Linked DNA regions of Homo sapiens: regions 1 and 2 are each linked to region 3. A link is a contact called in ENCODE Hi-C or POLR2A ChIA-PET data. All regions are on one chromosome and are shown on one strand. Each heading gives the region's core, a stretch centred on a gene start or an enhancer-like site at or near the end of the contact. The rest is flanking DNA. Distances are from core to core; before and after follow the strand shown. Region 1 has its middle 15 kb from the start of H3-5. Region 2 has its middle 67 kb from the start of RESF1. Region 3 has its middle 31 kb from the start of RESF1.

The links. A loop is a pair of places that touch in the nucleus more often than their neighbours do. ChIA-PET counts read pairs that join two places held with the same protein, here RNA polymerase II (POLR2A). Pooled maps may share reads with other maps.
Region 1: a pooled map shows a loop between it and region 3 (5-fold over the local background). The contact joins two enhancer-like sites. A Hi-C loop is called at or near these places in 6 of 50 pooled maps. POLR2A ChIA-PET finds 5 or more read pairs at or near these places in 4 of 52 experiments (CD8-positive, alpha-beta memory T cell, Panc1, activated T-cell and 1 more).
Region 2: a loop to region 3 is called in a pooled map, with 2.8 times the contacts of the local background. The contact joins two enhancer-like sites. A Hi-C loop is called at or near these places in 4 of 50 pooled maps. POLR2A ChIA-PET finds 5 or more read pairs at or near these places in 3 of 52 experiments (WTC11 and naive thymus-derived CD4-positive, alpha-beta T cell).

The regions. Positions count from the first base shown.
Region 1 is chr12:31,805,694-31,809,040 of GRCh38, reverse strand. No RefSeq gene overlaps it. Among named protein-coding and RNA genes, the nearest start is that of H3-5, 15 kb to the right of the region's middle. Within about 2 kb of position 1,885, at least 5 of the 41 ENCODE cell types and tissues checked have a DNase peak (open chromatin) inside an H3K27ac peak, as active enhancers do.
Region 2 is chr12:32,024,722-32,028,130 of GRCh38, reverse strand. No RefSeq gene overlaps it. Among named protein-coding and RNA genes, the nearest start is that of RESF1, 67 kb to the right of the region's middle. RefSeq lists an enhancer at 2,842-3,136. Within about 2 kb of position 2,115, at least 2 of the 41 ENCODE cell types and tissues checked have a DNase peak (open chromatin) inside an H3K27ac peak, as active enhancers do.
Region 3 is chr12:31,926,834-31,930,057 of GRCh38, reverse strand. No RefSeq gene overlaps it. Among named protein-coding and RNA genes, the nearest start is that of RESF1, 31 kb to the left of the region's middle. Within about 2 kb of position 1,422, at least 3 of the 41 ENCODE cell types and tissues checked have a DNase peak (open chromatin) inside an H3K27ac peak, as active enhancers do.

The DNA.
Region 1 (3,347 bases), core at 636-3,135, 120 kb after region 3:
GAGATTTATTCTGAGCCAAATATGAGTGACCATGGCCCATGACACAGCCCTCAGGAGATTCTGAGAATATGCGCCCAAGGTGGTCGGGGCACAGCTTGGGTTTTTTTTTTTTTTTTTTTTTTGAGACGGAGTCTCGCTCTGTCACCCAGGCTGGAGTGCAGTGGCGTGATCTCTGCTCACTGCAAGCTCCACCTCCCAGGTTCACGCCATTCTTCTGCCTCAAGCCTCCCGAGTAGCTGGGACTACAGGTGCCTGCCACTGCGCCTGGCTAATTTTTTGTTTTAGTAGAGACGGGGTTTCACCGTGTTAGCCAGGATGGTCTCGATCTCCTGACCTCGTGATCCGCCCACTTTGGCCTCCCAAAGTGCTGGGATTACAGGCATCAGCCACTGCGCCCGGCCAGCTTGGTTTTATTCATTTTAGGGAGACATGAGTCATCAATCAAATACATTTAAGAAATACATTGGTTTGGTTCAGAAAGGCAGGACAATGCAAAGCCGGGGCTTCCACGCTATAGGTAAATTTAAATACTTTCTGGTTGACAGTTGGTTGAGTTTATCTGAAGGCCGGGGATCAATGGAAAGAAAATGTTCAGGTTAAGATAAAGGATTGTGGAGACCAAGTTTTATTGTGCAGAGGAAGCTCTCAGATAGCTGACTTCAGAGAGAGCAGGTTGTAAAATGTTTCTTATTGAACTTAGAAGGGTGCCTGGCTCTTAGCTGATTATCTCCTGGATCTGGAAAGGAAGGAAGGAAAACAAAGGGGGAAAGGGGATTCTCTACAGAATGTGGATTTTTCCCACAAGAGACTTTGCAGGGCTGTTTCAAGATATGGCAGAGAAACATGTTTTGCAGTAAAATATTTTGATTTTCTTCCTTGTTATGCCAGAGTCAGATTGGAAAGTAAGTCACAATATACAGGATTAAATAAAACCCATCTGATGAGAATTGATGATTTGTAGGGCATGACTCCCCAGACCCCTTAGATAGGAATTTGGGCAAAAAAAAAAATCAGAGCTTAGTCCTCATATATCACTATAGGATACATTCCTGGAGGTAAAATTGCTGGATGAAGTCAACACTATTAGTTGCCTATTTAAAAAATATCCCCCTCTACACATACACACACACACACACACACACACACACACCCCATTTTTTGTAATAGAACCCTGCTTTTATTTGAAATAGCCATGTGTTCAATTTAAAAACTCACTTTCCCATCCTCATTTGCACTTGTGCTGGTCATGTGACGCTGCTTTTAGCAATAAGATGAAGGTGGTGGTTTCTGAGGGTAGTGTCCTTTTCAGAATAAAAAGACAAAGCTTATTTGCCTTCTTCTTCCTTTACTTTATATTCCTCTTTCTGCCAGGAATATAAATGTGACTCTGTGGTGTCACGCGCATCCGTGTGAAGAGACCACCAAACAGGCTTTGTGTGAGCAACAAGGCTGTTTATTTCAACTGGGTGCAGGCGGGCTGAGTCCAGAAAGAGTCAGCGAAGGGAGATAGGGGTGGGGCCGTTTTATAGGATTTGTGTGGGTAGTGGAAAATTACAGTCAAAAGGGGTTTTTCTCTTGCAGGCATAGGTGGGGGTCACAAGGTGCTCAGTGGGGGAGTTTCTAAGCCAGGAGAAGGAATTTCACAAGGTTAATCGCTCAGTTAAGGTGGGGCAGCAACAAATCACAATGGTGGGATGTCATAAGTTAAGGCAGGAATGGGCCATTTTCACTTCTTCTGTGATTCTTCAGTTACTTCAGGCCATCTGGATGTATACGTGCAGGTCACAGGGGATATGATGGCTTAGCTTGGGCTCAGAGGCCTGACATGTGGGTACAGCAGCTATCTTGTGACCATGAAACGGAGGCAGGAAAATGAAGACCTGTGCACCAAAATGCAGGAAGTCAACGTCATATGTATTAAAATACACTGCGGTAAGTGTCTTCTCTTTCCCAAGTCTCGGTGCATAATTATGTCAACAAAAAGAGTCAAACTCTGTAAAATATTTGAAGAAATTTATTCTGCCAAACATGAGTGATCATGGCCCATGACACAGCCCTCAGGAGATCCTGAGAATGTGTACCCAAGGCGAATGGGGTGCAGCTTAGTTTTATACATTTTAGGGAGACATGAGACTTCAATCAAATACATTTAGGAAATACACTGGTTCAGTTCAGAAAGGCAAGACAACTGGAAGGGGGCTGCCAGGTTGCAGGTAGATTTAAAAATTTTCTGGTTGACAATTGGTTGAGTTTATCTAAAGACCTGGGATGAATAGAAAGGAAATGTCTGGGTTAAGATGAAGGATTATGGAGACCAAAGTTCTGATGTGCAGAGGAGGCCTTCAGGTAGTGGGCTTGAGAGAGAATAGGCTGTAAAATGTTTCTTATCAGACTGAATTCTGTGTTGATATTAATGCCGGAGAGGTATAACAAGGCATGTCTGACCACCCCCTTCCATCACGGCCCGAACCAGTCTTTCAGGTTAAATTTTAAAAGTGCCCTGGCCAGGAGAAAGTCCATTCAGATGGTTGGGGGGCCTTAGAATTTTATTTTTGGTTTAGAATTATTACACAACTTTACTTTCATTTATATGGTATTTTATGAATTACAAGTATGCTTTCACAGACCTTTTCCTTCCACCTCACTTTATTTTTACAGTGTCTCCCATCCACATGACAAGTATTGGTGAGAGGTGACAGCGTGCTGGCAGTCCTCAGAGCCCTCGCTTGCTCTCGGCACCTCCCCTGCCTGGGCTCCCAGTTTGGTGGCATTTGAGGATCCCTTCAGCCCCCCCACTGCACTGTGGGAGCCCCTTTCTGGGCTGGCCAAGGCCGGAGCCCACTCCCTTAGCTTGCAGGGAGGTGTGGAGGGAGAGGCACGAGCGGGAACCGGGGCTGCCTGCGGCGCTTGCGGGCCAGCTGGAGTTCCGGGTGGGCGTGGGCTTGGTGGGCCCCGCACTCGGGCAGCCAGTCAGCCCTGCTGGCCCCAGGTAATGGGGGACTTAGCACGCGGGCCAGTGGCTGCGGAGGGTGTACTGGGTCCCCCAGCAGTGCTGGCCCACCGGCGCTGCGCTCGATTTCTCGCCGGGCCTTAGCTGCCTTCCCACGGGGCAGGGCTCGGGACCTGCAGCCCGCCATGCCTGAGCCTCCCACCCCCTCTGTGGGCTCCTGTGCGGCCCGAGCCTCCCCGACGAGCACCACCCCCTGCTCCAAGGCGCCCAGTCCCATCGACCACCCAAGGGCTGAGGAATGCGAGCAAACGGCGCAGGACTGGCAGGCAGCTCCACCTGCAGCCACGGTGCGGGATCCACTAGGTGAAGCCAGCTGGGCTCCTGAGTCTGGTGAGGA
Region 2 (3,409 bases), core at 866-3,365, 97 kb before region 3:
CCTGTGCGCATGTCTAGCATACAGTTAGTCTTTAAAAGAAACTACTATTTCTAACACTTATGATTTATTCTTGAACAAGAAGGGAAACTTTGAAGAGGAACTTTTTACTTTCTACAATTTCCTTGTCTTGTTTTTATAGTTTTCTTCTTCAAACTTTTTTTTTTAAATATGTCTTGGCTTAGTTGTTTTGATTAGCTTTTAAATGTATGGTATAACATAACATGACATCTAATAAGGAGAAGTATACTTATTACAGTTGCTAGAGAAGTAAGGACTGAGGCCATGGTCTCTTTCTGTTGGCTGAACTATTTCTCGAGCTAATTTGAAATAGAGTTGTTAATGCTGGAATTTTTTGCTAACTTATTTAATAAGGCAGTAAGTCCTTGGAGGGTCCTTGTTATGCTCCCATTGGGAGCAGTGTTGTTTGGAATAAAGGTGCAACACTGAGTTTTGATTATAATATAAACACTACCTTTCTTTGTTAATATTATATTTAAAGTTATCTTATTTTCTCAGGCCATTTGACTTGTGGGTTTTAATTGTTCAGCTATTTCTTTAACAGCATCTTTGGTATAGTTAATAAATTGCTGCTGGTAGTAATAAATGCAGTTTATTTAATCTACATTTTTATTAATTGCTACTCACTAAAACAACATTGACTTAAACCTTGCAGCTATTTGATCTCTGGTTTTAAATTTATTTGGTACTCTGTGAGGACCTCTAATTGCATCTGAATAGACATGGGAATCAAAATAGCTGTAAGGGGCTGCTTCTTTTGAGGCTTCTTTTATTTGCTTATGTCGTAATTTCTCTTTTTCTGATTGATGAAATGCCAGGGTAAAAGGGATAGCTAATTGAACTAGAGCATAAGTGCTGCTCTAATTATTTGGTAGAGTGTCTAGTAAAGGTTTTTTACAGTATTACTATGCATCCGCTTGGGGATGAATAAGGGTGGACTGATGGGTTAGCTTTTGGAAGTGCCTGACCTCGCTGTATCATGTTAAGTCTTCAAAGTACGCTAAATTTTCCTTTTATCGTTGGAGACACGAGGTAAAATTGGTCTTGGAAGATGGAGGCTGAATGGCCCTCGGGGGGCTGACCCTCAGGGTACTGCACTTTAGGAAATAGTAGAGAGAGTTTGGCACACTTTACTATCTTAGGCTGCAGGATTTTGATACCGGCCGGGTGCAGTGGCTCACGCCTATATCCCAGCACTTTGGGAGGCCGAGACGGGCGGATCACGAGGTCAGGAGATGGAGATCGAGACCATCCTGGCTAACAGGGTAAAACCCCGTCTCTACTAAAAATACAAAAAAAAAAAAAAAAAAAAAGTTAGCCGGGCTTGGCAGCGTGCGCTTGTAGTCCCAGCTACTTGGGAGGCTGAGGCAGGAGAATGGCTTGAACCCGGGAGGTGGAGCTTGTAGTAAGCCGAGATTGCGCCACTGCACTCCAGCCTGGGCGACAGAGCGAGACTCCGTCTCAGATAAAAAAAAGAAAAAAAGACAAAAGAAGAAAAGGAGCTACCATGCAGTCCATGCCTTGTCGATTAGAGGACTATCTGAGTGGAAAGGGGATAACTTGGACTTCTAGCCTACTGTGTGCACAAGCATAACAATTGCTTTTATTTAGAGTGCGGACAGAATATTTAATGTATTTTAGCTAGTCATTTACATCTTGATATCTTGTTTTAATTGCTGTGGTTTGCTTTAGATTTTTTTACTTTTACTACAAAGACTTTGGTTTTGTCATTTGGTATGAGAGGAGTGATAACTGAACAGGCATTAAAAGTAATAATTTGAGGTGAGTTAGATTTAGTTACATTAATAAGATGGGGAGTAGTTAAAGGAAAGAAAAGATAGATAAAGTTTTCTTAGCTTTAACTTGGTAGGGCTTGACCCTGGAACAATGACCTATAACTTTGATGGTGATGACGCTTTTTTGACTTGGGTATGATGTGTCTATCCTTTTCTGCTGTGCGAACGGCAGTCTCGGTGGTTAGCAGCACAAGGTAGGGTTCTTAGGCTGCCTCGAGTTTTTCTTCTTTCTATCTTTTGATGAGGATGTGGTTTCCAGGCAGGTGCTGGTGTACGGCTCCTCTGGTTTGTTTCCTTTCTTGGCTCATGCATGAGGTCGCCTGGTCCACATCATATGTGAGGATCATTTACTCCAGATTGCTGGCCAGTTTCTTCTGCCTTGTTGAGAGTCCGGGTCTATTCATCACACCAGATGGGTCTCAATTTCTTACTACCCCTGAGGCCACCACAATGAGGCAGTGGGAGACCCCCTCATGAGAGGACTAGAGACCACCCCAGAGGAAAATGTATCCCTGTACGGACCACCATTTCTTATATGTAAAAATGTTTATTTAGAAATAGAATGCTTGTTCCCCAGTGCTACAAAGAAATAACATTCAAACATAAATTTAATTCTCTTAGCAAGGCAAACTTTACTTTATGCAGAAAGGGGCTCATAGCAGATGGAATAATGGCGAGAGCACCAGTAGAGACAGGTTTTCACCATGTTAGCCAGGCTGGTCTTGAACTCCTGAGCTCAAGTGATCACCTGCCTCAGGCTCCCAAAGTGCTGGGATGGAAAAGGAGAGTGCCTTGGATTGGCCCTGGCGAAGCAGGGACCATCCCTTTATCTGCACAGGGCGCCAGTTCACCTCAGTCTTTAATTTGCCACAGACCAAATCCTTCATCTAGATAAGAACCTCAAATGAGGTACTTAAAGCCCAGAAAGCTTTGTAACTGCACCCTTGAGCTGCTTGCTCAGGCCCACTCCCACCCTGTGAAGTGCTTTCTCGCTTTAATGAATTCCTGCTCTCGTTGCTTCATTCCTGCATTTCATTTCTCTGCTACTTCGTACGTTTTGTTCAATTCTTTGTTCAAAATGCCAAGGACCTGGACAACTCGTAGTCAAGACCCTCTACCAGTAACACTTGTTGCTCCTATTCCTCCTGGTGCTATTTATTGCTACTGCACATGTACCCTGTGCCCAAGGGTAGAACGACTTTCCAGCTTCTGAAGCACAGAGGCTTGGGGAGGACAGATTGTCATGTGACTCAGGACTTCACTGAACCTTGTTCATACAGTTGACCACATTCCTTTGTTTGGATCACTAAGGGAGAGTCATTATCATTACAAGGCAAGATCCTGGGCAAAGCACATTTTAGACCCCAAAATATTTTGTCCTCTTTGCAAGGCATTTCATCTATTATTTCCTTTTTAATCCAGGATGGGCAAAAAAAGAAGTTGTAATGTTTGTATTCCATATTTGTCGTTACAAAAGAAAGATATTTTCATATTCCAAAATTGTAAAAGTAAACAAAACACAGTAACAACAACGAAAACTATAATCAGAAGGAAGGGCACCAGGTTCAGACAGTGGTGGCTTTGAAAGAAGAAGT
Region 3 (3,224 bases), core at 173-2,672:
TGCCTTGCACAGGCTTCTCCTAAAACCTGGAGCACGTCAAGATAATGGAGACAGCCTTACATTCCTTGTACCAGGATCTGTCTCGGGTTGACATCTGGGGCGAGTCAAGGTAACATAGACAGTCCTTGAAACGATTTATTTTAAGGAGGAGGGTCTGGAGCAACTCTTAGGACCAAACCGTAGGTAAGATAAAGTAGAAGTAATTGCTCTGGTGCCAGGATCCTCCTTAAGTAAATTTAGGAGACATTTCTTAATCACCCTGGTACGAGGACCCTCACGGATTAGGTAGATTTAGAGGGCATTTTTGGCCTCTGACCTTCTAGTTGAAGCAAAATTAATTACTGATAAACTTAGGCAAATGTGATACTGCACGTAGGCATGTAGTCCAAACATGTATGAGCATGGGAAGAATTGTAATACCTTGAGTTGGTCTGGCGAATAATCTCTGATCTTCTCCCTGTATCCAGTTACAGAAATAAACTCCCTTCTTTCCCAGTCCATCTGCATCTCATTATTGGGCTGTGAGAACATACAGCCAGGCCTGGTTCGGTTCGGGAACATCTCCACCAAAATTTTTTTTTTTAATTAGCTGAGTGTGGTGGTGCTAGCCTGTGGTCCCAGCTACACAAGAGGCTAAGGCGGGAGGATAGCTTGAACCCTGGAGGTCGAAGCTGCTGTGAGCCATGATCATGTCACTGCACTCCAGCCTGGGTGACAGAGCCTAAAAGCAGGGCATAAATTTCCCATTGAGGAAGGTGCTTCCCCACCCACCCAGTACCAGGGAGAGAAGAGTGATTTTTACCAAAGATGGGAATTAACACCAAGATGAATTTGCATAAACAGATCTTTCTAAAATAGCCCTTATCTTCCATTAATTCCCCCATGTTTCCTACTCAGTGCCCCACAATTAGTTCCTTGAAGCTCAAACCCTCTTTCCTTTGTTAAAAAGGTACATAAAACCGCAAGTCTAACTACTTCTTTCCTGAGAACTCTTTTGCATGCAAATATTAATAAAAATGGTGTGCCTTTTCTCCTGTTACTATGTCTTTTATTAGTTTAATTTGCAGGCCCTCAGTTACAAAACATAAGAGGGTTGAGGAAAATTTTTCCTCTCTGACATGTTTCAGTTAAAAAGGAACCAGCCTGACCAACATGGTGAAACCCCGTCTCTACTAAAAATACAGAAATTAGCCCGGTGTGGTGGTGCATGCCTGTAATCCCAGCTACTCAGGAGGCTGAGGCAGGAGAATCGCCTGAACCCAGGAGGAGGAGAATCGCCTGAACCCAGGAGGCAGAGGTTGCAGTGAGCTGAGATCCTGCCACCGCACTCCAGCCTGGGCAACAAGAGCGAAACTCCGTCTCAAAACAAAACAAAACAAAACCAGCTGAAGAAGTTCCTTTGATTAACAGCACAGCACGGAAATGTTAGCTCTCCTTAGCCAAACCTTGAAAGATACTCTTATTTAATCACAGTTTTAAATGTTAGCTTGCTTACCTTAAAAAAAAAAAAAAGCCAGAAGTCAGATATTCATGATGTGAGATAAAATTCTTAAGTGTGGAGGGAACAAAAACTACAACCTTTTGTAAAAGTCACAAAAGGCCAATCTATTGTATCACATATCCTCAAAGAAGAGTCAGGGCATGCTGAAACATGCTGTGTTTTGTTTTTACTAACATTTTCCTTATTACAAAAATGTTACATTCTCATTAGATAAGAATACTTAAAAAAATAAAATATTATCAATATAATTAATGCACTGGTGTTTTTCCTCCTATAACTTTTCTGTGCATAGTTTTCCCTTTCTTTAATTACATGTTATAATGTAATCCTTATAAACATAATTTTAATGATTGAATATGTTTCCAAGGAAAAGAAATATAGTTTACTAAACCATTTCTCTAGTCGTGGACAAAGAGTTGATGGAGACATTTATTGTGTGTGTGCTTTTACATTGACATTTTAAAAACAAGAACTTCTGAAAAATACAAAAGTACAAAAAGTTGCAAAAATTCAATTTCCTACTTTCCTCCCCAGAAATAACCACTGTTTAATTTTATTTTGTGCATATCTTTCCAGACCTTTGTCTTTGAACATACATTCATATTGAAAGGCAAAATCCTTACACAAATTTGCTAAATTAGTTATAAGATTGCTTAACTTTCTCAGGGCAATAAAGACCTGGAACATTTGGAATTAATGTCTCTATCAGGTGGCAAAAGCATCCTAACAATGTATCAATGTTTACAGATTAATTTCTAATCTTATAGAGCAGTAGTGCAGTAGTTTTTCTGTACCTTCGTCAGATGTTGGTTCTTGTCGGCTCTTCATATTTGTGGGTTTTACATTTGAGGATTCAACCAACTGCAGATCAAAATATTTTTAAAAAAGTAGTTGGGGGCGGTGGCTCACGCCTGTGATCCCAGAACTTTGGGAGAACAAGATGGGGGAGGATCATTTGAGCCCAGGAGATTGAGACCAGCCTGAGTACATGGGGAGACTCCATGTCTACAGAAAATAAAAAAATTAGCCAGGCACTGTGGTGTGTGCCTGTGGGACACAGCTACTTGGGAGGTTGTGGTGGGAGGGTCGCTTGAGCCTGAGCAGTTAAGGCTGCAGTGAGCCGGGATCATGCCACTGCAAAACTGCACTCCAGCCTGGGTGACAGAGCAAGACCCTGTCTCAAAAAAACAAAAAACAGGCTAGGCGAGGTGGCTCATGCCTGTGATCCCAGCACTTCGGGAGGCTGAGGCGGGCAGATCACCTGAGGTCGGGAGTTCGAGACCAGCCTGACCAACATGGGGAAACCCTGTCTCTACTGAAAATACAAAAAATTGGCGGGGTGCAGTGGCTCACGCCTGTAATCCCAGCATTTTGGGAGGCCGAGGTGGGTGGATCACGAGGTCAGGAGTTCGAGACCAGACTGGCCAATATGGTGAAACCCTGTCTCTACTAAAAATACAAAAATTAGTCGGGCGTGGTGGCACTCGCCTGTAGTCCCAGCTACTCGGGAGGCTGAGGCAGAAGAATCACTTGAACCTGGGAGGCAGAGGTTGCAGTGAGCCGAGATTGTGCTACTGCACTCCTGCCTGGGCAACAAGAGCAAAACTGTCTCAAAAAAACCAAAAACAAAACAAAAAAAGAGGCCTAGCACAGTGGTGTGGAGTTCCAGCTACTCAGAAGGCTGAGGTGGGAGGATTGCTTGAGCCCAGGAGTTTGAGGCTGC